Linked DNA regions of Homo sapiens: region 1 is linked to region 2. Evidence: chromatin loops called from intact Hi-C (ENCODE). Cell type or tissue: pancreas. All regions are shown on one strand. Links, peaks and the distances in the headings refer to the core of each region. The heading gives the core; the rest is flanking DNA. Region 1 overlaps BRD4 (bromodomain containing 4). Region 2 overlaps BRD4 (bromodomain containing 4).

Region 1 (16,904 bases), core at 5,122-13,121, 51 kb before region 2:
AACAAAAAAACTACATGGAGGTGGAACCTGCCAGCCCAGTGGTGGATGCCAGTCTGGGCCATACTGGGCTGCTGGGGCACACTCAGCAGGGGACATCTGCCTGTGTCCTTGGACCCGTTGCCTAACCACTCTAGCCTCAGTTTTTCATATATAAAGTAGGGCGCATAGGTTTTGATTCCAGAGAAATTTGATCAGAATCTGGATTTTAAGAGAGAGCAGTTCTTTTTTTTTTTTTTTTTTTTTTTTTTAAAGAGATGGAGTCTTGCTGTGTTGCTCAGGCTGGACTTGAACTTCTGGGTTCAAATGATCCTCCTGCCTCAGCCTCCCAATTAATTGGAAGAAAATAATTCTTTGTATTTTTGTTTGTTTGTTTGTTTGAGGCAGAGTCTCACTGTGTCACCCAGGCTGGAGTGCAGTGGTATGATTTCAGCTCACTGAAAGCTCCACCTCCCAGGTCCACGCCATTCTCCTGCCTCAGCCTCCCAAGTAGCTGGGACTACAGGCGCCCACCACCACACCCGGCTAATTTTTCTTTTCTTTTCTTTTTTTTTTTTTTTTTGGAGACAGAGTCTCTCTCTATCTCCCAGGCTAGAGTGCAGTGGCGCAGTCTCAGCTCACTGCAAGCTCTGCCTCCCAGGTTCACGCTATTCTCCTGCTTCAGCCTCCCAAGTAGCTGGGACTACAGGCACCTGCCACCATGCCTGGCTAATTTTTTTTTTTTTTTTTTTTGTATTTTTTAGTAGAGATGGGGTTTCACTGTGTTAACCAGGATGGTCTTGATCTCCTGACCTCGTGATCTGCCTGCCTCGGCCTCCCAAAGTGCTGGGACTACAGGCGCCCGCCACCACGCCTGGCTAATTTTTTTTTTTTTTGTATGTTTTAGTAGAGACGGGGTTTCACCGTGTTAGCCAGGATGCTCTCGATCTCCTGACCTCGTGATCCACCCGCCTCGGCCTCCCAAAGTGCTGGGATTACAGGCGTGAGCCACTGCGCCTGGCTTTCTTTGTGTTTTTAAAACCATGGGTCATGGCATGGCTTGAGGGAGGAGAATGGCGTGAACCCGGGAGGCGGAGCTTGCAGTGAGCCGAGATCGTGTCACTGCACTCCAGCCTGGGCGACAGAGCGAGACTCCATCTCAGAAGAAAACAAAACAAAACAAAACAAAACCATGGGTCATGAAACAAATATGGTGGATTGCAATTGGTGTATAGGGGAGAAAAGGGAAATGTCAGAGGGTGTCACAATTTTCAAGGATATTTCATAAAACCTTTGCTTTGATCTTAGGTGTTGTGTACATGATAAAATGTGTTTCTTATGGGGGGGTCATGTCAGAGGAGTTGAATTACATTGGTTTCCATGCTACTTGATGGCAATTGTGAATACCTTGATTTGTGTGTGTGTGTATGTATGTGCCATTTTGTGATCTGTTTCTTTGTCATTTGCCCAATGATGACTGTCCTGGATATGCTTTCTAGTAGCAGGTGAAAGCATGGATCTTTAGTTTCGTTTCTTCCCTGTACCCACTGTGTTTTAGAAGCTTTGTAGGGGGTAGGGTGAGGGAAGTTGGAGAAGCATGGAGTGGTGAAGGTCTAGTAGTTTGCCACAGGTGAAACAAGAAGTATGTAGAGTGTCATTTGTGTGCATGTGTGGTAAGCTACTTGTCGATTATTCTCAGATGTTATTCTCCTAACTTTATTCAGATGACTGTGAGGAAATGGTTGTATTACTTATGTCTTTCTCTGGTATAAATAAACAAAATTAGCTGAAACAGAAGGGAGTTTGTTGCCTGATGCAACATGAGGCTCAAGAGTAGTTGAATCTAAGGGCTCCACAATGACTTCAGTACTTGTTCTTTATCACTAATGTTCTGACCTCAAGGTCAAGAGTGAGTCTTCCCAGTAGTGCTTTCTGATGGCAGTGGATTCTAGGTTGGATCATTGCCCATCTCTGACCATGTGCAGAATGGGAATGCTTAACTGGCTTGCCTCAAGCATGGCGCCTGTAGCTGGTCTCTGCCCTCCATTCCCTCAACCCAAGTGGTAGCTCCAGCAGCATCTCGCTTGTTGATAAGAGGCATGCTAGATGGGATGCTTTGTCCAATGGACAGAGTCCCCTCCCTCTTTCCCTTCCTTCCTTCCTTCTTTCTCTTTTTCTTTTTTCTTTGTTTTCTTTCCTTTCTTTCCTTTCCCTTTCCCATTCTTTCTTGATGGAGTCTCGCTCTTTCGCCCAGGCTGGAGTGCAGTGGCACCATCTCGGCTCACTGCCTCCTGGGTCAAGCAATTCTCCTGCCTCAGCCTCCCGAGTAGCTGGGATTAGAGGCATGCGCCACCATGCCCGGCTAGTTTTTGTATTTTTAGTAGGGGCAGGGTTTCACCCCGTTGGCCAGGCTGGTCTCAAACTCCTGACCTCAGGTGATCCATCCGCCTTGGCCTCCCAAAGTGTTGGGATTACAGGCGTGAGCCACTATGCCTGGCCCAGAGTCCTATACTAAAAGTAAAATGTACCCCCGAACTTGGAGCAAGAAATTATGGATGGCTGAAAGGAGGTTTCCATACTAGTTTGTAAACCAGAATTAGTGGAAAACAGTTCAGAATTGAGTTACTCACAAAGGGTAGAATGAAGATAGTTAAGGATGTGTGTATCCCAAATATTTTCGTAGAAGATGAAATGAAAGACACTGTGTATCTTACCTGTGTCAGGCATAGAAGGAGCTCTGGGAGAAGTCAAGCCAAGTCTCAGGAGTTACTTGGGTGGGCTGAATGATCCAGTTTGGCGGGAAAACAGCCCTGAAGGGAGCACAGGAGTGAGACCAGCTTAAAGTGTTCAGGAAAATCTTGGATAAGAGACCAGGTAGATATAAAGTTTAAATAAATGCTTACAAGATTGAAATTGTGTTTATCACATTAGGTCTCTCTTCCATATAAATAACAAGTTGTTATTTATATAACTTATGTAATCTGTATGGTATATTGTTATTACTAGTAACTATTGTTAGTTCAGGAGACTGGATTCATCTATCTTCCGTGCCTGCAAAAGGTACAGTTGTAATTTTGCTATTTGCTAAGCTATTTCCATACTCAAGTTCTCGTAGTCTGCTGCTTGGCATTCCTCAAGCATTACGAAAAGCCTCCTCAGATTTCCATAATCAAAAACAAGTGTTAAGTTCTACTGTAATAATCGTTTTCCTACAGTTCTCACTGTTGGAAATATTATTCCTTTAGGAGACACAAAATAATTGAGTCTAGTGGCTAAGAATGGGACTGACCCTGCTTCTCTCTAGATCATCACTCCTTAAGAGGAGGCTGGAGGTCTCCTTGAGTATGCTACAGATGCTTTGGATCCTCTCTCCACAAAAATGCACATAGGCATAAACATTGAACTCTAAAGACCAGGTACCAGAATGAATTTCCTGATTTTACTCTGTGGAAGAAAAATTTATTACGATGTTGGTTAAAGGGCTATTGATGGCTTTTTTGTTTTGTTTTGTTTTGGAGGTAGAGTCTCACTGTGTTGCCCAGGCCGTAGTGCAGTGGCATGATCACAGCTAACTGTAGTCTCAGCCTCCCCAAACTCAGGTAATCCTCCCACCTCAGCTTCCTAAGTAACTGGGCTACAGGTGTGGGCCACCACACTCATCTAATTTTGGTATTTTTTTGTAGAGACGGGGTTTCACCATGTTGCTTAGGCAGGCTGGTCTGGAGTCCTGGGCTTAAGCAGTTCATCTGCTTAGGCCTCCTAAAGTGCTGGGATTACAGGCGGAGCCACTTCACCCTGCCTCTTGATGGTTTTGAATACTTTTTATTTTTATTTTTTAAGACAGGGTCTTGCTCTGTTGCCCAGGCTGGAGTGCAGTGGCATGATCTTGGCTCACTGCAGCTTTGACCTCCCAGGTTTAAGTGATCCTCCCACCTCAGCCTGCTGAGTAGCTGCAACTACAGGTGTGTGTCACCATGCCTAGCTTATTTTTATTTTTTGGTACGAGGTCTCACTTTGTCATCCAGGCTGGAGTGCAGTCATTCACTGTAGCATCGGCCTCCTGGCCTAGGTGATCCTCCTACTTCAGCCTCCCAGGTAGCTGGGACTACAGGTGTGAGCCACCATGCCCAGCTAATTTTTTGTATTTTTGTGGAGATGGGGTTTCACCATGTTTCCCAGGCTGCAACTCCTGGGCTCAAGTGATCTGCCCACCTTGGCCTCCCAGAGTTCTGAGATTACAGGTGTGAGGCACCGCTCCCAGCCTTTTTTTTATTTTTTGAAGGGACGAGGTCACACTATGTTGCCCAGGCTGGTCTTGAACTCCTGAACTTGAGCAAGCCTCCTGCCTTCTTTGTCTCCCAGACTGCTGGGATTACACAGGTGAGCCACTGTGCCAGGCTGGTTTTCACATGTATCTTACTTTTCTAGACATTTACAACTTTATGACTTGGAAACAGGGTGGATCACCCATTTTGGTTTGTCCTTGCAAAAATCCTCCAGAGGTTTCACAGAGTTGTCAGGTAACGTGTCAACAGTGATGTGAACCTTCCCAGGGCCCCTGTGCCCCCAACTTTGTCAGCCTGTGCTCTTTCCTGGGGATAAGGAATTTGAGAATGTACCAGAATGGGTCTGTTGCAAAGGCCGCAGATGAGGGTCTTGGAACTAGGGCTCTACACTGAAGCTGCTGCTGTTTGTAAACTGTCTCCATGATTTGCTGTTGGTATGGAGCCTTTGCTCCAGAAGGTAACTGAATGGTTCCTAGCCAGCCTCATTATTTATGTGGTAGTGTTGGATGTGGGTAGGCTTACAAGATTTATGCTGTGGTCCCTTACGTGGCTTAATGTGTGCCCTGTGCTGCGGGACATTTGCTTACGCATGCACTGGAACCTGCAGATTGAGGAAGAAAGCTTGTGGGAAACTACCATTCTTCAGCATGACATGCTTACGTTTAGGGATATCGACATGCTACACCAAGCAGTGTACACAGTGCCACTCTCTTTCTCCTCACATCCTTGTCTGGTGGAAGGAATAGGAAATATAATACCATAAACTTGAATAATTCATACTTCTGTAATTGGGGCAGAGTTGAGTCAGAGGATGGAAAAGAACTCTTATTACTTCTAAGAATAGCACCTATTACAGACTCCTTCACCCCCCCGCCCCAATCTCTATAGTTTGAAGATTAAACTTGTATGTGCCAATGGATGTTTTCCCTCATTCATGTACCATTGGTCTTGGCTTTTATTAATCCCATTTCTCTGCTCAGTTGAATTGCAGTCTTACTGTACAGGCATGATTTTTGTAACTTAAGCAGTTTCCCCTTTCTATTTTGTAATTAAGAGAAATAAGATCATGTGCGTGAAAGAGTTCTGTGAAAGGTGGTGCTATCTGTGTGTAGGTTGTTTTCATTTGTAATCTTCATTAAAAATTACTTGGCTCTGAAGCACTTTCAGTTATAAAAAGCTGCCAAGTAATAGAGTTGTGTGTGTATGAGACTCTTCATATGTTTTCCTTTTGACAGTAGGAAACCATTCAGCTGACAGATTAGCTGCCTGGAAATAATACCACCTTCGTGTTCATCTTTTTCAAAATAATAGCTCAGCTATCTGTAATCCCAGGAATGCAGTTTTAAATTACCAGTGTTAGAGCGGTCTCTCTATTGGGCCCTTTTGAGTTGCGTAGCATGCTGCCTGCAGCTTGCTTATCCTCAGTCTTTAGGCCTGTCTGCTCTGGTAACTGATGTCCTTTGCACTTGTGAGAGCTGGTTTACCCTTTCTGGCCTGTGTCTCTTTCCCCTGACCTTCCTGACCACCACCACCACCACCACCACCCCTTGCCCACCACCCCCCACTCCCATTGTTCACCTTAAAGCAGTCCTTATCTTTGTTGACTCTGAAAAGTTCAGGGTTTGTAGCAAATAGCTGCCTATGAATAGGCTTCCCTGTAAAGTATAAAACTACATTTTCTGACTGGATGCTTGACATCTTCCTTAATTTTTTTCTATTGCTTACTGCATGCCTGTTTTAAAGTGGTGGAGCCAGACATCCATCAGTCCAGTTTCTGTGTCAACCATGATGCTGTAGGGAGCTGCAGACTTGGTCACTTCACTGCCACATTGCCCTCCCCAGACCCTGAGCTTGAGCACACTGCTGCTGATTGTTCTGTTTTAGCGAATATTTCTAAGCCTCTACGCATTCCTTAAGTCCTCAGAAAACAACCATATACACTGGGCACTAGTATCATCCCGGTTTGCAGATACGGAAGGTGGTGCTTGGAGAGCTGTCACTTGGGCAGGGTTGCAGGGTCACAGAGTTGGTAAGTACTTGGAGCACTTGTGTCCAGAGCCCACTAGCTCTTGTCTGCTGTGGCATAAGCTGTGGGAGTCCACCATATTCAGCTTTGTTCTCAGTGAACTCAGATGGTTTGGATGATACGTAGTGAGCACAGGGTAGAGCTCAGAAGTGCTTTCCAAGATGTCCAGGCAAGGCAGCCTGAGAGGGAGGAGACCTTCCAACTGGGAGCATAGGAAGGGGGCTAGCATTGAGTCTGGTTCTTCAATGAGGACAGCAGAGGTTTGGAAAGAGACCTGGACAGGTCTGAAAGCAAGTACCTGTCCCTTGGAGGTGCTCACCAGTGTGAGGGGATGATCAGAAGAGGGATGCAGAATGCTGACTGGACAGGTCTCCTTTTCACCCAGACATCTGGTCAGTAAAAACAGTGCTTCCCTCCTGAGGAGTTTCTCATGAAGACATTCACAAGAGTGGAATTTAACCTCATCTTCAAAAAGTTTCCGCTAGAGAACCAAGTTGCCTTGATTTGGTTTCACTTCTATTTTTTCTTTTTCTTTTTCTTTTTTTTTGAGATGGAGTTTGGCTCTTGTTGCCCAGGCTGGAATGGAATGGTGTGGTCTCAGCTCACTGCAACCTCCGTCTCCCAGGTTCAGGTGATTCTCCTGCCTCAGCCTCCTGAGTTGCTGGGATTACAGGCATGCGCCACCATGCCCGACTGTTTTTTTGTATTTTTATTAGAGACAGGGTTTCACCACGTTGGCCAGGCTGGTCTCGAACTCCTGATCTCAGGTGATCCACCGCTCCGGGCCTTCACTTCCATTTATCCTTTTGCTACTCAGAGCAAGTCTGGGAATATAGAAGCGGGATGGTTGGGGGGAAGTAAGTAAACTGGAGTGTGTCTTTAGTCCAGGTGCCCCAGGCTTGTTAAAATTATGGTGTGAACTGGATACTCTTTCAGGATTATGGTGAGCTTCTCAGTCTTTTTTTTTTTTTTTTTTTTTTTTTGAGACGGTGTCTCGCTCTGTCGCCCAGTCTGGAGTGCAGTGGCGCGATCTCGGCTCACTGCAAGCTCTGCCTCCCGGGTTCACGCCATTCTTCTGCCTCGGCCTCCCAAGTAGCTGGGACCACAGGCGCCCGCCACTACGCCCGGCTAATTTTTTGTATTTTTAGTAGAGATGGGGTTTCATCGAGTTAGACCAGGATGGTCTTGATCTCCTGACCTCGTGATCCGCCCGCCTCGGCCTCCCAAAGTGCTAGGATTACAGGCATGAGCCATGGCGCCCGGCCGCTTCTCGGTCTTGAGGTGCTTTTTTTTGAGACAGAGTCACCCAGGCTGGAGTGCAGTGGTGTGATCTCAGCTCACTGCAGCTTCCACCTCCCGGGTTCAAGTGATTCTCATGCCTCAGCCTCCCAAGTAGCTGGGACTACAGGCGCCGGCCACCACGCCCGGCTGGTTTTTTTGTATTTTTAGTGGAGATGAGGCTTCACTATATTTTCAGACTGGTCTTTAACTTCTGATCTCAAGTGATTCACGTGCCTGGTCCTCCCAACATGCTGGGATTACAGGCGTGAGCCACCATGCCCGGCCCTTGAAGTGCTGCTTACTGTAGGGTAGAATTGAGTTCTAGCTCATGGGTGCTTCCCCCCCCCAATCCCCTTAAGGATTCTGTTTCCAAGAGAATTTCCTGCCTGCCTCAGGCACACCAAGTGGAACTCGGTCAACATCCATGTCCAATGCGTGTGCTGGATGTACTTGGTAATCAGACACTGTTCTGCATTCACTGCAGACATGACAGTGAGTGAGGCAGGTGTTTCAGGGATCCTAATGTCTCCGGTGGTGATTGTTGCACAAGATCCTAATACCCCTGTGCTAGAAAGGTGGTGATTCATTTAACAGGTGTGCCCTGAAGGATTTTACTTTTACATCTTTTCTTTGACTTCGTAAAATGACACGTGATCTCATTCAGTAGGAAATTGGCTCTGAATACCTGTGGGGGGAAAAAAAAAACAAAGCCAGTCCAGAGAAAATGGTAGAAGTGGTTAAACTCCACGCACAGTGCTACTAGTAAGCTAGTTGAAAAGTACACAATCAAAATAGAATAGATGACTACAGCATGATTATGCTACCCTGAAACCGCACTGCATATAGGATAAGACCTACACTCCTGTCATGTAGCACCCTGGGCTCCTGGGTTCTGTGACACACTGTTGCCTCATTCCGTTCATTTGATTCTTCTTCCAGACATCCCCCCAAACTCCATTTCCTCCATCTTCCAAGGTCTGGTCTAGACCTTACTTATTTTACAGTGTATTACCCAATTTCCAAAGCAGTGCTGTCCAGGGGGACTTTCTGCAGTGTTGGGACTGTTCTGCAGCTGGGTTATCCAGCCTGGTAGCCACTGTCCCCTGTGGTAAGTGGGCCTTTGAAGGGGGCTTGGAACACTCAGTAGGGCTGTTGTCACCCTGTTTTGACAGGTTTTAGAGAAAATGGGGTCACTTTAGTTCCTTGACCATGTGGAGCTTGTCGACATCCTCATGGATGCTGTCATTGAAGCGGTTGGATGTGCAAGCCTGGAATGCAAGGGTGGATCTAGACCAGACTTGGGGGCATTGGGCATCTCCAGGAGGATGGATGTGAGGGCTCCTCCCAATAGGACGTCGGAAATAAGAGTCCCAGCAGGGTCCCAGACTTGAGAAAGCCAGGCCCCTGTGTAGTAAGAACACAGATTAGTGAATTTGCTTTAATCTGGGGAATGGTGAAGGGCTTTTCTTTCCAAAACAATGTGTCCTAGAGTGAACTCTAGTGACCTAGATAAGTATCATGTTTAATAGTTTTGTCCTCTGTTCTTGGAGGCTAGAAAATTTCCCACTTCTCTTTGGAATTTGCTTTGTCTGACATCTTTCATTTCATTCATTCTATGCGTCCACACCCTCACGTCCTCCATTTTGTGAGCAGGGTTTTGGGAGCAGGACTGGCTCATTTTGGCACATTATATTTGTGTGTGGAAAATGTGAAGTGCGAACGAAAGTTCAAGCACATACTCAAGGCTGAGCTGTGGTACTAGAAGGTGCCAGTGGTGGGTCCACCTGGAGTGAGTCAAGCAGTGGTTGAGGTGACTTGAAAATATCCCCTATCGATGGTTCAGGCAGGATAGCCCCTGAGTTCCTAAGGCAGAGATTCTTAAATTTGGTCTGTGTAATCTTCCCTCTCCCTCATCATGGAGTTTTTCCGGCAAGCACTTGATGTTTCTGGTTATTGAGCAGTTACTTGTGCTGAGTGCCAGGGATTGTCTGGGTGCTGGAGGTCAGCGGTAAGCAAGGTGGATGATGCACACCCTCCTGCCTGCCCATTAGTTCATGTGCTAGGAGACTGCAGGGCAAGTGATGCAGCCTGCTTGGCTTTTACTCCATGATTACAGATTATGAAATATAAATATTAATACATTAAACAGTTCTTACTAAATCATTACATTCACACTTTTTTTGAGATGGAGTTTTGCTCTTGTTGCCCAGGCTGGAGTGCAGTGCGCAATCTCGGCTCACTGCAACCTCCGCCTGCCGGGTTCAAGCAATTCTCCTGCCTCAGCCTCCTGAGCAGCTGGGATTACAGGCACCCACCACCACGCCCGGCAAATTTTTTTGTATTTTTAGTAGAGACAGGGTTTCACCATGTCAGCCAGGCTTAGTCTTGAACTCCTGACCTCAGATGATCCACCCGCCTCGGCCTCCCAAAGTGCTGGGATTACAGGCATGAGCCACCGCTCGGCCTTTTTTTTTTTTTTTTTTTAAAGATGGAGTCTTGCTTTGTTGCCCAGGCTGGAGTGAAGTGGCACGATATTGGCTTACGGCAAGCTCCGCCTTCCGGATTCACACCATTCTCCTGCCTCGGCCTCCCAAGTAGCTGGGACTCTAGCTGTCCGCCACCACGCCCGGCTAATTTTTTGTATTTTGAGTAGAGAGACGGGGTTTCACCGTGTTAGCCAGGATGGTCTCGATCTCCTGACCTCGTGATCCGCCCGCCTCAGCCTCCCAAAGTGGTGGGATTACGGGCGTGAGCCACCGTGCCCGGCCACAATTCACACTTTTTTTTTTGAAGACAGGGTCTCCCTCATCCAAGCTGGAGTGCAGTGGCACAGTCTTGGCTCATGGCAACCTCCACCCTCCAGTCTCAAGCTATCCTCTCACCTCAGTCTCCTGAGTAGCTACGCCTGACATCTTTGTTTTGTTTTGAGAGTCTCGCTCTGTCACCCAGGCTGGAGTGCAATGACATGACCTCCGCTCACTGCAACTTCTGCCTCCCGGCTTCTAAGCAATTCTCTTGCCTCAGCCTCTGGGGTAGCTGGAATTACAGGCACGCGCCCCCACGCCCGGCTAATTTTGTATTTTTAGTAGAGATGGGGTTTCCCCATGTTGGCCAGGCTGGTCTAGAACTCCTGACCTCAGGTGGTTCACCTACCTCAGCCTCCCAAAGTTCTAGGATTGCAGATGTGAGCCACCGTGCACAGCCTGTTTTTGGTTGTTGTTTGATTTGACGGATTTTCACTCCTGTTGCCCAGGCTGGAGTGCAATGGTGCGATCTCGGCTCACTGCAACTTCCGCCTCCCGCGTTCAAGCAATTCTCCTGCCTCAGCCTCCTGAGTAGCTGGGATTACAGGCGCACACCACCACGCCCAGCTAATTTTTTGTATTTTTAGTAGAGACGGGGTTTCACCATGGCCAGGCTGGTCTTGAACTCCTGATCTCAGGTGATCTGCCCGCCTCGGCCTCCCAGAGTGCTGGGATTACAGGTGTGAGCCACCGCACCTGGCCCCTTTTTTGTACTTTTAGTAGAGATGGGGTCTCACCACATTGCCCAGGCTGGCCTTGAACTCCTGAGTTCAAGCAATGTGCCTGTCTTGGCCGCTCAAACTGCAGGGATTACAAATGGGAGCTACAAGCTACTGTGCCTGGCCGATGCTTGCTTTTATTAGTAGTAGGTGTTTATTGAACACTTGCTTTGTGTGGCATTTCATTTGACCCAGCCCTGTGAGGGCATTTTCCCATGTTAGTATTGAGGAATGTCGGCTGAACCCATTTGCCTACATGCACACGCATGTGTTTCAAAACATAAAATGCAACATCCTAACCATTTTACAGTGTAAACTATATGCATATTGTCGTGCAGCAGATCACTAGAAAGTTTTCATCTTGCAAAGCTGACACTGTATCCTTCGAATAACTTCCTTTTCCTTCTTTCTCCCAGCCTGTGGCAGCCAGTCTTCTACTTTCTGTTTCTATGAGTTTGACTACCATAGTTATTCATATAAGTAGAATCAGACAGTATTTTTTGTTTGTTGAGTATTTTTCGTTTGTTTGTTTGAGATGGAGTTTCATTCTTGTTGCCCAGGCTGGAGTGCAATGGCGCGATGTTGGCTTACTGCAATGTCTGCCTCCCGGGTTCAAGTGATTCTCCTGCCTCAGCCTCTCAAGTAGCTGGGATTACAGGCACCCGCCACCATGCCTGGCTAATTTTTTTTTTTTTAATGTATTTTTAGTAGAGACAGGGTTTCATCATGTTGGCCAGGTTGGTCTTGAACTCCTGATCTCAGGTGATCCACCCACCTCTGCCTCCCAAAGTACTGGGATTACAGGCGTGAGCCACTGCACCTGGCCGATTCAGACAGTATTTAGAATTTTGTTACTGGCTTACTTCACTAAGCATAATAACCTGTTCTCCAGGTCCATCCGTGTTGTAGCATGTCAGAATTCCACTCCTTTGTTGATGGAGTTGGGTTGCTTCCACCTCTTGGCTGTTGTGAATAATACAGCAGTGAACATGAGTGTGCAAATATCCACCTGCCTACTGTTTTTTGTTTTTTTGTTTTTTTTTGAGACAGAGTTTCGCTCTGTTGCCCAGGCTGGAGTGCAGTGGCACGATCTCGACTCACCGCAACCTCCGCCTCCTGTGCTCAAGCAATTCTCGTGCCTCAGCCTCTCAAGTAGCTGGGACTACAGGCCCCTTGCCACCATGCCTGGCTAATTTTTGTATTTTTAATACAGACAGGGTTTCGCCATGTTGGCCATGCTGGTCTCAAACTCCTGGCCTCAAGGGATCCACCTGCCTCGGCCTCCCAAAGTGCTGGGATTACAGGCATGAGCCCCTGCTCCTGGCCATCTTGCTTACTTTTTGAACACATGTTAGAACTAAGAACGTGGGTGCGGAAGCCTGCTGAGGGGCTTTAAATTCCCCATATCCTGCCTCCACACGGAAACTGATTTTGGGGATGGATATTGGGCATCGGTGAAGAGTAGGCACAAAGGTACGGGAGATGGTTCAAACAGTGGTGCAGCCAGGTGTCTTTCAGGACTGCCTAAAGGACTGTTTAAGGCCAGGCACGGTGGCTCATGCCTGTAATCCTAGCACTTTGGGAGGCCGAGGCAGGTGGATCACCTGAGATCAGGAGTTTGAGACCAGCCTGGCCAGTATGGTGAAACCCCGTCTCTAATAAAAACTATAAAAATTGGCCAGGCGCGGTGGCTCACGCCTGTAATCCCAGTACTTTGGGAGGCCGAGGCGGGCGGATCACGAGGTCAGGAGATTGAGACCTCCTGGCTAACACGGTGAAGTCCTGTCTCGACTCAAAATAGAAGAAATTAGCCAGGCGTGGTGGTGGGCACCTGTAGTCCCAGCTACTGAGGAAGCTGAGGCAGGAGAATGGCGTGAACCCGGGAGGCGGAGCTTGCAGTGAGCCTAGATCGCGCCACTGCACTCCAGCCTGGGCCACAGAGTGAGACTCCTTCGGGGGGGGGGGGGGGGGGGGGGAATCCAAAAATCAGCCGGACATGGTGCCATGCTCCTATAGTTCCAGTCACCCAGGAGGCGGAGGTTGCAGTGAGCTGAGATCACGCCATTGCACTTCAGCTTGGTCAACAAAGTGAGACTCTCTTTCAAAAAAAAAAAAAAAAAAGGACTGTTTAAAAATGGATTGGATCTCACCCTTTCATCAGCTCCCAGGGGACTCATCCTATCAGTGGGCTTCTCACTCCTACCCACTTTGTACAATGATTTCCACAGCAAGTAGTTTCTGTCTTGATGTCACCTTGAAAAGGCTCACAGAATTAACATTTCTCTATGCATTGCCTCAGAATGTAACCACAAAAGCTTGGGTTTTGGAATGTTTTAAGTGCGAGGGTGCTTACCAACTCTTGAGCAGACAGAGAACAGGTGAGAGGAGCCCCCGGTGAAGCCAGATTGGCAAGCTCTGCCTCTCTCCGCACTCAGTGTTCTGTGACTTGTGCCTGGATGACTTGATTGCTTTGTCCTTCACTCCGGCACAGTGATTCTTGGGTACAGTACCTCAGTCCTTGGAAGGGCAGCATGGAGCCTCAGAATTGATTGCCACACTACCCGGTTTGCTCCTTGAGAAGGAAACATCTTTGATTCCCCTCCCCTACCCCCAATTTCAGAAAATCTGGTTGTATCCTTAGAAATGACACTATCCGTTCATCAGTTCATGGATATTTTGGTTTCTAGTTTTTGGCTCTTATGAATAATACCTCTGTGAGTGCCCACACACACTTTTTATGTAGAAATGTTTCCCTTTCTCTTGGCATATGCGTAGGGGAGGAATTTCTGGGACATTCATTATTTATGTTTTAACCTTTTGGAGGAACTGCCAGACTGTTTTACAGTGGCTGCCCCATTTTACATTGCTGGACATATGAGGGTTCCAGTTTCTCCACATCTTTGCCGACAATTGTTGTTTGTCTTTTAGATGATAGCAAAGATTCCTTTTAAACCTACCAGAGATTGACAGTTTGTTGGTTTTTTTTTTTTTTTTTTGGAGGTGGAGTCTTGCTCTGTCGCCCAGGCTGGAGTACAGTGGCACAATCTCTGCTCTGCTCACTGCAAGCTCCACCTCCTGGGTTCATGCCATTCTCCTGCCTCAGCCTCCCGAGTAGCTGGGATTACAGGCGCCCACCACCACGCCTGGCTAATTTTTTGTATTTTTAGTAGAGATGGGGTTTCGCCGTGTTAGCCAGGATGGTCTTGATCTGACCTTGTGATCTGCTCGCCTCAGCCTCCCAAAGTGCTGGGATTACAGGTGTGAGCCACCGCACCCGGCCCTAAAGTTTTTATTTTTGTTTGTTTGTTTGTTTGTTTGTTGAGATGGAGTCTTGCTCTGTCTCCCAGGCTGGAGTGCAGTGGTGCAATCTTGGCTCACTGCAACCTTCACCTGCTGGGTTGAAGCAATTCTCCTGCCTCAGGCTCCCAAGTAGCTGGGGCTACAGTCGTGTGCCACCATGCCCGGCTAATTTTTTGTATTTTTAGTAGAGACGGGGTTTCACCATGCTGGGCAGGCTGGTTTCAAACTCCTGACCTCGTGATCCTCCCGCCTCGGCCTCCCAAAGTGCTGGTATTACAAGTTTGAGCCACCGCGCCCAGCCCAGATGTTTAAAGTTTAAGGAGTTTCAGCTTATGTTTTTTGCCCCCTTTTTAAAAATTTATGTCCTCAATTTTTTTCTTACAAATTTTTATTTTTGCCACTTTCTTCATCCAGTGTCACAGCTTATACTATTACTTTTTTTTTTTTTTAGGTAGACTCTCGCTCTGTTGCCCAGGCGGGAGTGCAGTGGCGCAATCTTGGCTCACTGCAACGTCCGCTTCCTGGGTTCAAGCGATTGTTCTGCCTCAGCCTCCTGAGTAGCTGGGACTACAGGTGCACGCCACCACACCCAGCTAATTTTTGTATTTTTAGTAGAGACAGGGTTTCACCACATTGGCCAGTCTGCTCTCGAACTCCTGACATCGTAATTCACCCGCCTGGGCCTCCCAAAGTGCTGGGATTACAGGGGTGAGCCACCGCGCCCAGCCAACCTACCGTTTTAAGAGACGAGGTCTCCACTGTGTTGCCCAGGCTGGAGTACAGTGGTGAGTCACATGCATGACCCCACTGCTGATAGGTATGGGAGTTTTGACTTGCCCCCTTTCTTTTTTTTCTTCACTACGCGACCCACCCCCCCCCCCCCCCCCGGCCCCGCAACTTTTTTTTTTTTTTTTTTTTTGAGACGGAGTCTCACTCACTCTTTTGTGCAGGCTGGAGTGCAGTGGCACAGTCTTGGCTCACTGCAGCCTGTTTCCCGGGTTCAAGCAGTTCTTGTGCCACAGCCTCCTGAGTAGCTGAGATTACAGATGCCCGCCACCATGCCCAGTTAATGTTTGTATTTTAATATAGTTGGGGTTTTGCCTTGTTGGCCAGGCTGGTCTCGAACTCCCGGCCTCAAGCGATCCGCCCGCCAGGGCCTCCCAAAATGCTGGGATTACAAGTGTGAGCCACCACATCTGGCCGACCTGGGCTGGTTCACCCCTTCTTAGGCAATCTGGTAGTACCCACTCCTTGGAGGTCACCACACTGATGCCAAACGTAGTGCGGCCACCTGATTGGCACCATGCAATATAGCCCAGAACTCCTGGGCTCAGGACATCCTCTTCCCTCCTCAGCCTCTCAAGTAGTTGGGACTATAGGTGCTCACTTCCGCGCCCAGGCTTTTTTCCTTTTTGGCATTGTCTTGTCCTGGAAAGGGCATGAGATAGACTCAGTGTTGCATTTTGTGCTTAAAGATCTCTGTACCTCTGATGTGTTTTATATGGGCAATTAGAACTTGCTGAAAATGGAATATACTACCTAAGCAGGTGCACAGATGAGTACCACTGTGACTAGTGGTACTGAAGCTCAAAATGGACATTCACCCACTGGAATTTGGAGACATTGGCAGTGATCTGGAGCAGGTTGCTTAATCTTTGATCCTGTTTCCCTGTCAGTGAGATTGGGTAGCAGAAGCACTCCATCCACCTGTCAGAGTTAGCTCTGCTTGTTACTGATGAGGGTCAAGCACAGCAGAGGGAATTGCTCCTACCCACCCTGCAGCGCTCTTACTTCACTGAAGGTGCTGTAGGTGATTGACGGTGCAGTGTTTTGGTTAGCCTTTCAATTTTGAGTGATTCTGATTTGTGTCACTCAACTTGAGGAGACTTGGCCTGACCAGTTCAGTCACCTCTGCTTCCTGTGTGTGTTCCTTTCCCTACTTCATTTCCTTGCCCATCCTGAATTTTGAGTTTACCGGTTTTGTGTTTGTTGCATGTATAGGTATACCTCGTTTTATTGTGCTTTGCAGATAATTGCGGTTTTTTTATTTACAAATTGAGAATTTGTGGTGACCCTGCATTGAGCAAGTCTTTTATCAGTGCCATTTTTCCAACAGCGTGTGCTCACTTCATCTCTGTGTCACATTTTGGTAATGTGACCAACGTTTCAGACTATTATATCTGTTATGATTCGTGATCAGTGATTTTGGGTGTCATTATCATAGTTTTGGGGAACCACAAACCATGTCCATCTAAGAAGGTGAATTCAGTCTATAAATGTTTGTGTTCTGACTGCTCCAGCTACTGACTATTTCCCATCTCTTTTCCTCTCCTCAGACCTCTCTATTCCTTGAGACACAACTGTCTTAAAATTAGGCCGGTTAATAACCCTATAATAGCCTTTAAAGTGTTCAGATGAAAGGAAGGGTCTCGCGTCTCTCACACCAAGTCAGAAGCTAAAAATGGCCAGGCGTGGGGTTCATGCCTGTAATCCTAGCATTTTTTGGCAGGCG
Region 2 (8,000 bases), core at 1-8,000:
AAATTGGCTTTCTCCCCGACCTTTGTCCCTTTTCCAAGTTTGGTGGGGGGCTGGGAGTGGCAGGAGGATGTGACATTATATACTGCATGCCGTGTTGGTGTTTGGACATGTGAGATTGGGTTTGGTGTTGGATCCATCCCATAGGGTCATGTGGCCCTGTGGCCTCTTCTAAGCAGAAATAATTGGGCCCTGCCTTTTCTGAGGGTAGGTGATGGACTTAGGGTAAAAGGAAAGTGTAACTTCTCAAAGCACTTTGACGTTTGTTGAACACTTCACCCTGCCAGTATCATAGGTGGTTTTTACTTTTCCATTTTAAGGACATTAACATGACCAGAAATCATTTTAACTAACATCTCAGTTCTAAACTTTGAGGTTTGTGATTGGAATTACCTTAATGCACTGGTGTCAGAGTTATCCCTGCTTCTGATGCTCAGTCATCTGAAGTGAAAGCCCTCCTCATCCATCTCTGCCTGTCACCACCCCCAACTGACACAGGGTTCCAGGGGCCAGCTGGCAGAGCTGCCCACTCTAGGAAATGATTCTGTCTAGGAAACTCTCCAGCAGCTACTGGCTACATCTTGTCCTTTGCAACTCCATGCTGCAGAAGGGTGACATTTGCGAGGTGGTCCCTGAGTGTGAGTTGTTTGCTTCTCTGAGCAGCAGCCTTTCACCTGGCCTCCCATGCTGTTCTGAAGTGGTGGCAGAAAGGGGGTTGCTACATCCCCTGCTGCACCCAAAGGTAACCAAGGAGAACTAGTCTCACGTGTCACCCTGTGGCTCTTGTACCTATCAGATCACATTCCTGATCCTCATGTAAGTCACATCCCTTATCCTTACATGAGGATATTGGTCCTCACTCCCTGGGACCAGGGGTTTGGGCTGCACGCTGGGCAGACAGACGTGGTGGCATCTCCTATTCCAGTCTGGGAGAAGCCCAGGAGTTGTGCCTGAGGAAGGAGAATTGGGAAACTCAGCAGAATCTCACCCTTGCTCCTTGAGATGCACAGGGAACATGGGTGCTGCTTGAGCTGATAGATGAAGGCACTGGGTGTCTTTGTCCATTTTCATGGCAGCCAGCATGCACACGAAGGATGTGGTGACCCAGGTTATGCTCCTAGACATTCTCACCCTGGTCCACCCAGTTTTGTTAGAGCTCTGGCCATAACCCCTCACTTTTTGCAGCTGGTTGGGTGTGCCACGTGACCATTGTGTGTTCGGACTGCCTGCACAGCTGCTGGGAGGCAGCGCTCGAGCCAGTCATGAAGGGCAGCAGTCCAGCTGCCCCCTGTGGTTCCAGGAGGTGGGGGCCTGCCAGTTTCCAGAAACCTTGGCAAGGGCGGCTACTGCCGGCTCCCTGCCAGAAGCTCTTACTCAGAAGGCAGTGCTTCTGGGAACAAGGGCAGCTGTGCCTGGAAGCTCTGAGGAGTGTTTTCCCGCTCTCTGTCCCCTGTCAGCATGTGCTTCCTGCTCCTTGAGCCTGGGCCTCCAGGCTTCATGAAGGGGTCTTTGTGCCTGAGTTGGGAGTTGCAGCCAGGACGCCCTAGGAAATGGGAAGTGCGGTTTTCTGCTGTTCTTTGAGCCCCAGGGACAGGTGGAAGGGTTTGGCAGAGTGGAGTCTGGGATGTTCGTCTCTCAGGCAAATGCAACACGCGAATGTGCGTTCACTGTGTGTGGTGTATGTCCCCACGAGGTCAGCCAGCATGTGGATGTCAGCATGGTCTCTAACTCGCCGTCTTATTATGATTTGTAGGGACAGCAAAACCTGGCGTTTCCACGGTACCAAACACAACTCAAGCATCGACTCCTCCGCAGACCCAGACCCCTCAGCCGAATCCTCCTCCTGTGCAGGCCACGCCTCACCCCTTCCCTGCCGTCACCCCGGACCTCATCGTCCAGACCCCTGTCATGACAGTGGTGCCTCCCCAGCCACTGCAGACGCCCCCGCCAGTGCCCCCCCAGCCACAACCCCCACCCGCTCCAGCTCCCCAGCCCGTACAGAGCCACCCACCCATCATCGCGGCCACCCCACAGCCTGTGAAGGTGAGTCTCCTGGACTCTGGAGGGCTGCTTCACCAGGGAGGAGAGCGGCCCTGTCCTTGCCCGTGCTTTACACAGAGCCTGTCCTGGGTCCCGGGCACTGGTGGGTGTTTCTGGGGAGATCTTGCTGTGTTGAAATTGCAGCCCAGAAACAGCCGCCCCACTGACTCAAAGGTCCCATAATTGTGTCACACCTCCTAGTGGGTTCCTGCCCCCTGCACCTCTTTTATTTAGACTGTGCATATTTGCAGATGGGCCATCTAAATAGTCTCTGAATTGTGCCTCCCCTGGGCACTTGGGGAGAGGCCCTGGTGTTAGGTACTAAGCAGCCTCCAGAGGTCCCTTGGCTTCCAAGTGAGCACACAGTTTTATGCTTTCTCCTGCCACAGGCAGGTCCTGTCCCAGCTGCAGAGCAGAGTGGTGGGACACGATCTGCCTGTCCTTGGCCCTTTGCCTGTGCAATTATCTTTGGGTCCATTCTGTGTGAGCGATGGGCCCCAAGACAGGGCCTGGCTTTGGGGGTGACCCTGAGGGCAGCTGTGCCGGCTGCCACTTCTGACTGTGCCTGTTGGCGTCCGTGTTCTTGGCAGACAAAGAAGGGAGTGAAGAGGAAAGCAGACACCACCACCCCCACCACCATTGACCCCATTCACGAGCCACCCTCGCTGCCCCCGGAGCCCAAGACCACCAAGCTGGGCCAGCGGCGGGAGAGCAGCCGGCCTGTGAAACCTCCAAAGAAGGACGTGCCCGACTCTCAGCAGCACCCAGCACCAGAGAAGAGCAGCAAGGTCTCGGAGCAGCTCAAGTGCTGCAGCGGCATCCTCAAGGAGATGTTTGCCAAGAAGCACGCCGCCTACGCCTGGCCCTTCTACAAGCCTGTGGACGTGGAGGCACTGGGCCTACACGACTACTGTGACATCATCAAGCACCCCATGGACATGAGCACAATCAAGGTTAGCGGGATGTGCCTGAGGGAAGGGACAAGGTGGGCAGGCTGTCCCTCCACATCAGAACCTTCCTAGACCTTTTAGTCCAAGAGGAAGCCCAGGCCCTGGAACGGTGGCTGCGTGGATTTTTCCCGCCAACTCGAAGAAACTCAGCGCCCCCTGCTGTCTGCTGTGGGACGTGCTCTGAGACCTGGTGCTTGGCCATTGTGGCTACAGATGCCTGTGCTGCCCCTTCCCCTAGTCTGAGGAAAAGCAAGACAAGCCCTCTGGCCTTGGGGGCCCAGTGCCCCAGGTACCTTGCCCACACAGTAGATGCTCCATGGGAGTTGGGGCTTGGCGGCCTTGCCAGCCTCTTTGTGGTGGAGAAGGCCTTGCTGTCTCCTCTGTGTTGGAGGCACGCTGTAAGTGCCGACATTTTCACCATAGTGTTTTGAGGCTTTTTTAGTTTTAAGACTTGTTACGTGTTTCTTCTTCTGGGAGTGGAGTCCCAAGCATGGGGCAGGCAGAGCAGGGAACAGTGCTGTGTCCCTTTGACCAGCTCCTGTACTGTGTCATCACGATGAGCTGGGCCCAGCCCTCTCCATCAGTTCTCCCCGTCATTTCTGGCTCAGGCTCCGCCTCCTGTGGGTTCTGAGTCCACCTGCCTGCGAGCCAGGCAGGTGAGCTGGGATGTTGGCAGGGCCAGTCCCAGCCCTGAGGCTGAGAACTGGGGTGATGGCCTGTCCCCCCACTAGAGTCTTGACCAAACTGAGAGCCAAGAAACCAACTTGCTCTTCTAGGCATCCCTTTCGTCTGCTGCCAGCCACTTCTCCATGGTCACATGGGCAGACACAGCTAACAGGGACTTGTCTTGTTTTCCAGTCTAAACTGGAGGCCCGTGAGTACCGTGATGCTCAGGAGTTTGGTGCTGACGTCCGATTGATGTTCTCCAACTGCTATAAGTACAACCCTCCTGACCATGAGGTGGTGGCCATGGCCCGCAAGCTCCAGGTGAGGCTTGGGAGGGCGCAGCCACCCTCAGCAGAGCAGGCTGAGGTCCTCGTGGGAGCAGACTTCTGTGGGCCTTGGCAGAGTTTTTTTTTCTGTCACTTTCCTTGGGATAATGCCATGTTGCTTTAGAAAAGTGCCTAAAGTCAGCCTAGTGCATACATTTTAAGTTGGGGTTATTCAATTAAAGCAGAGTGGGTGTTCCACTGCAAGCCCCCTCCACCAGCACTCATTTGCTTTTGGCTGGAAGACCGGGTGTGTGCTGTGCATGGCCCAGTCTCTTCTACAAAACACACCTGTCTCAAGTGGGTTGGGGGTGGGGGGCACTCTTGCCGAGAAGTCGCTGTCACAGTCGTGAGCTGAGGACATCTGCACTGTGGACATCCCTCCACCAGAGCCGTAAGAGCCTTCTAGCTGCAGAGTGGTTGTTTCCACATGGCCACAATTCTGATTGGGGGTCCTGGGTCACTTCCTTCAAGTTGAGAGCCTGGGTGGTGCACAGTGTGAAGTACACGTGTGGGCGGGGAGGGGAGGTTACAGCATAGATGTGTAAACTTAATTTTTTTAAAAAAGGAAAAATACCTAAGTTTAAAAAATGACTTTCTTTGAATAATAAGATTGGGTTAAAAATTTTGGAGAATAAAGTCAATATTTAGTACTATCATCATCATCTTTTCTATTTTTTTTGTTTTAATTATTGGAGACAGGGTCTCGTTCTGTCACCCAGGCTGGAGTGTAGTGGCACAGTCATAGCTCACGGCAGCCTCTGCCTTCCAGGTTCAAGCGATCCTCCCACCTCAGCCTCCCGAGTATCTAGGACTACAGGCTTGCACCACCATGCCCAGCTAATTTTGCCTCGTTTATTTTCTTTTTTTTTTTCTTTTTTTTTTTTTTTTTTAAAGAGATGGGTTTTGCCATGTTGCACAGGCTGGTCTGGAACCCCTGGGCTTAAGTGATCCACCTGCCTCGGACTCTCAGAGTGCTGGGATTAGAGACTCATCTTCTTTTTTAAATTCTTTAAGACTGTAGATAAATGATCATAAAAATTCCCAGCATCTTCTCCCCAAGGCCATGGGTTGCTTCTGTTCTCAGGGTCAGAGCCATCATGAGGTGCTGATGTGCTCATTGTAGGCCTCAGCGGGCTTCTGCACACCTGGCTGTCGCAGCCATCTGCTTCCAGGGCAGAAGTGAGGACTTGGAAAGCCTTTGGTGACCTGTGGATCGGTGCCAGGCAGAGCCCCACTGCCTGCCTGCCTCCCAGCTGCACTAGTTCTCATGTTGTCCTAGACTCCCCAGCATAGCAGCCCGTACCTGCTCCCACTGGACCTAAGGCACTGTCTCTCCTATTCTCTGTGGATCAGGGGCTGCCTTGGGTTCAGAGGACATGTGCTCAAACTCTTGAGGTAGGATAAACACTTCCCTTGTGAAGTTTGTTGGTCTCTTTCTTACTAGTGTGGATGTGGCTCTTGTTATTTAAATGCATGCTCAGGCTTGGAGCTTTTTATTTCTACTTTTTTTTATTTATTTATTTTTGGAAACGGGGTGTCATTCTGCTTACTGTAGCCTCAACCTGCTGTGCTCAATTGAGCCTCTCAGGTAGGACAGCAAGCGTGTGCCACCATGCCTGGCTAATTTTTGTATTTTGGTAGAGATGGCATGTCACTGTATTGCCCAGGCTGGTCTCAAACTCCTGGGCTTAGGTGATCCACCTGCTTCAGCCTCCCATACTACCAGGATTACAGGCATGAGCCACGGCACCTGGCCTGTTTCTTAGTTTTATTTTCTGTGACTTGGGGAATTGTTGCCCTCTCTTCACTTTGGTGTTGTCTGTGTGCCTTCTTCACAAACAACATTGCCCCTTCATCATTCATGTTTGCATTTCCCATCCTTGAAGGAGTTCAGGCTTTTTAATTTCTTTCTTTCTTTCTTTCTTTTTTTTTTGAGATGGAGTCTCTTTCTGTCGCCCAGGCTGGAGTGCAGTGGCACGACCTCAGCTCACTGCAACCTCCGCCTCCTGGTTCAAGCAGTTCTCCTGCCTCAGCCTCCTGAGTAGCTGGGATTACAGGCGCACGCCACCACGCCCAGCTAATTTTTGTTTTTTAGTAGAGAGGGGGTTTTGCCGATTGGTCAGGCTGGTCTTGAACTTCTGACCTCATGATCTGCCTGCCTGGGCCTCCCAAAGTGCTGGAATTACAGGCGTGAGCCACCGTGCCCGGCCAGACTTTTTAATTTCAATGCAGTTTTTGTTCAGGGCCACCCGGTGGCAGTGGCGCCCTCAGATTGGTGCCTTCAACTCCTCCACCGCTCCCTCTCTCCCACTCTCTTGAGAAGACAGGGGCGCAGCTTTTGCCCACACTGCTCACATTGATACCCATGCCCTTCATCTACTCTCATAGGAAGAACTCAGCAGAAACAAATTCTCTTCCAGCACCAAAGGTGACTGTTTTGAGCTACTTTACTAAGAGAAAGAAAAGAAAAAGCACCCTCTGATGTGTTCTAGCCCTTCCTTCCTCATTTTTGTCTCATTTTTTCTGTCCTCTCCTGACACCCTGGAGCCACCTCCTTTTCGCAGATTTTCTCCAACAAAGATTTTTGGGTTTTAAGTGGTTTTTTTTTTTTTTTTTGCATTTTTCTCCTTCTGAGAGGGGAGTAAGCCTGCCTGAATGTAGAGTTTACCAAGGCCACTGGATGTCTGTCACACCACAGACACTGCAGCAGTAGAGTTTCTTCCTACACACGGGCTCCAGGTGCCGGACTGGAGTGGACACAGGCCTCAATCTCAAGGGGGCCTAGTGCAGGCAAGGGGTGGGGGGTGCTGTAGGTGGGCTGCCTCTGGCCCAGCCTGTTTCGCCTGCCCTTGGGAGGGACACCTCTCTGCCAGTGCTTGGTAGAGGTGTTTCTGTTTGAGCAACAGAGTTGATGGTGGAGGGTTCCAGAGCAGGCTTCTCTTCAGTGGGCAGTTGTGTTTGTGGCATTTCAGGCTTTGTTTTTCTTACTTCTCTCTACTTTCTCTGCATCAGCAGGTAGAGAGCAAATTCTCCATCAGGGAAGGGGAGGGACAAAGCTTCCAGCCCTTGCTCACTTCTTCAGGAGCTATTGGGACCTGCTTAATTGGGTCTCTTAATTTGGCTGGGCCCAAGAAGTGGGATTATCTGGAAAGTTACTTGGAAAAGGAGCCACTTTATTTTTCTCTCTGAGCCTCTAAATTCTCGGGTCATTGAGAAAACCTGTGTTCCACAGCCTGACAGCTGAGATACTTGTCTGAAACCAGTGAGGTGTGCTGAAACTGAGAAGCATGACCTCAGACCCAGACCTCCAGAGGAGTGAGGTGTAGGTCTGTGGGATGCCGGGCAGGGGGCTGGGCCTCAGCTGGGTCTCAAGAGACTGTCAGCCCAACAGAATGCCTGCACTCGGTGTTCCCTGGCGGGTGCTGGTGCCTGCTACCCCTCACCATCACCATCCTCCCTTGTGAGAGGCTTGCCTCGGTGCATCTTGAATTGGGCTTTACTGTCCTCTTGCTGGCCCCATAGCACCCCTGACTGTGTTCTTTTCACTCTTAGGTCTCAGCACACTTCCAGTTCATGGCAACCCCTTGCTGCCCATGTGTTCATTCACCTTTCTGTTTCCAGCTAGACTGAGCTCCTTGAACAGGGAGCTCGTCATTCCTGTCTACCATCAAGCTGGTACTTGGAGACTTGTGACTGTTGAAGCCACACAGCAAGGTTTTCCTACAGCAGCCCTGGGCCCACTGGCTTGTGGGTTTCCCAGGATGCCCCCCACTCAGGCTACAACAAGAGTTCTCACATCCAAGAGACAGGGAAGGATGACAGGGTCACACAACTGGACACGCCAGGAAGCTGGCAGTTCCCAGTCCCACCAATGTTAGTTTCTCATCTTAGCTGACTTTGTGTCTTGTATTTTTTGCTCTTTGTTGTTGGGGCCTTTGGAGAGCCAGGGCCATGAGCACCCAGGGAATGGAAGGAGGCCTCAGAGTGAATGCCACACACCCCCACCCCAGCATTTACCCAA

Evidence for each region. Hi-C counts contacts between places; a loop is a spot of excess contacts. Peaks named below come from ENCODE experiments on the same cell type or tissue, not always from the same donor. Only the 100,000 strongest peaks of a DNase experiment are listed, where the experiment ranks them.
Region 1: it touches region 2 in a loop (1.8-fold over the local background); 28 of 110 quality-filtered maps call a loop at or near these places.

Annotation. Positions count from the first base shown.
Region 1 is chr19:15,306,523-15,323,426 of GRCh38, reverse strand. The region is part of intron 1 of BRD4 (bromodomain containing 4); the gene reads left to right. Among named protein-coding and RNA genes, the nearest start is that of BRD4, 18 kb to the left of the region's middle. In pancreas, for the core only: no CTCF peak of the experiment used is centred there; no DNase peak of the experiment used is centred there; H3K27ac peaks cover 420 bases.
Region 2 is chr19:15,259,394-15,267,393 of GRCh38, reverse strand. BRD4 (bromodomain containing 4) reads left to right here. Exons shown (of 20, transcript NM_001379291.1): 5 at 1,751-2,040; 6 at 2,628-2,990; 7 at 3,846-3,974. Among named protein-coding and RNA genes, the nearest start is that of EPHX3, 31 kb to the right of the region's middle. RefSeq lists enhancers at 1,525-2,025, 3,197-3,696 and a silencer at 4,711-4,889. In pancreas, for the core only: a CTCF peak has its summit at 3,161 (motif pointing left); DNase peaks (open chromatin) are centred at 1,333, 2,727, 3,173, 5,183 and 2 weaker places; H3K27ac peaks cover 3,702 bases.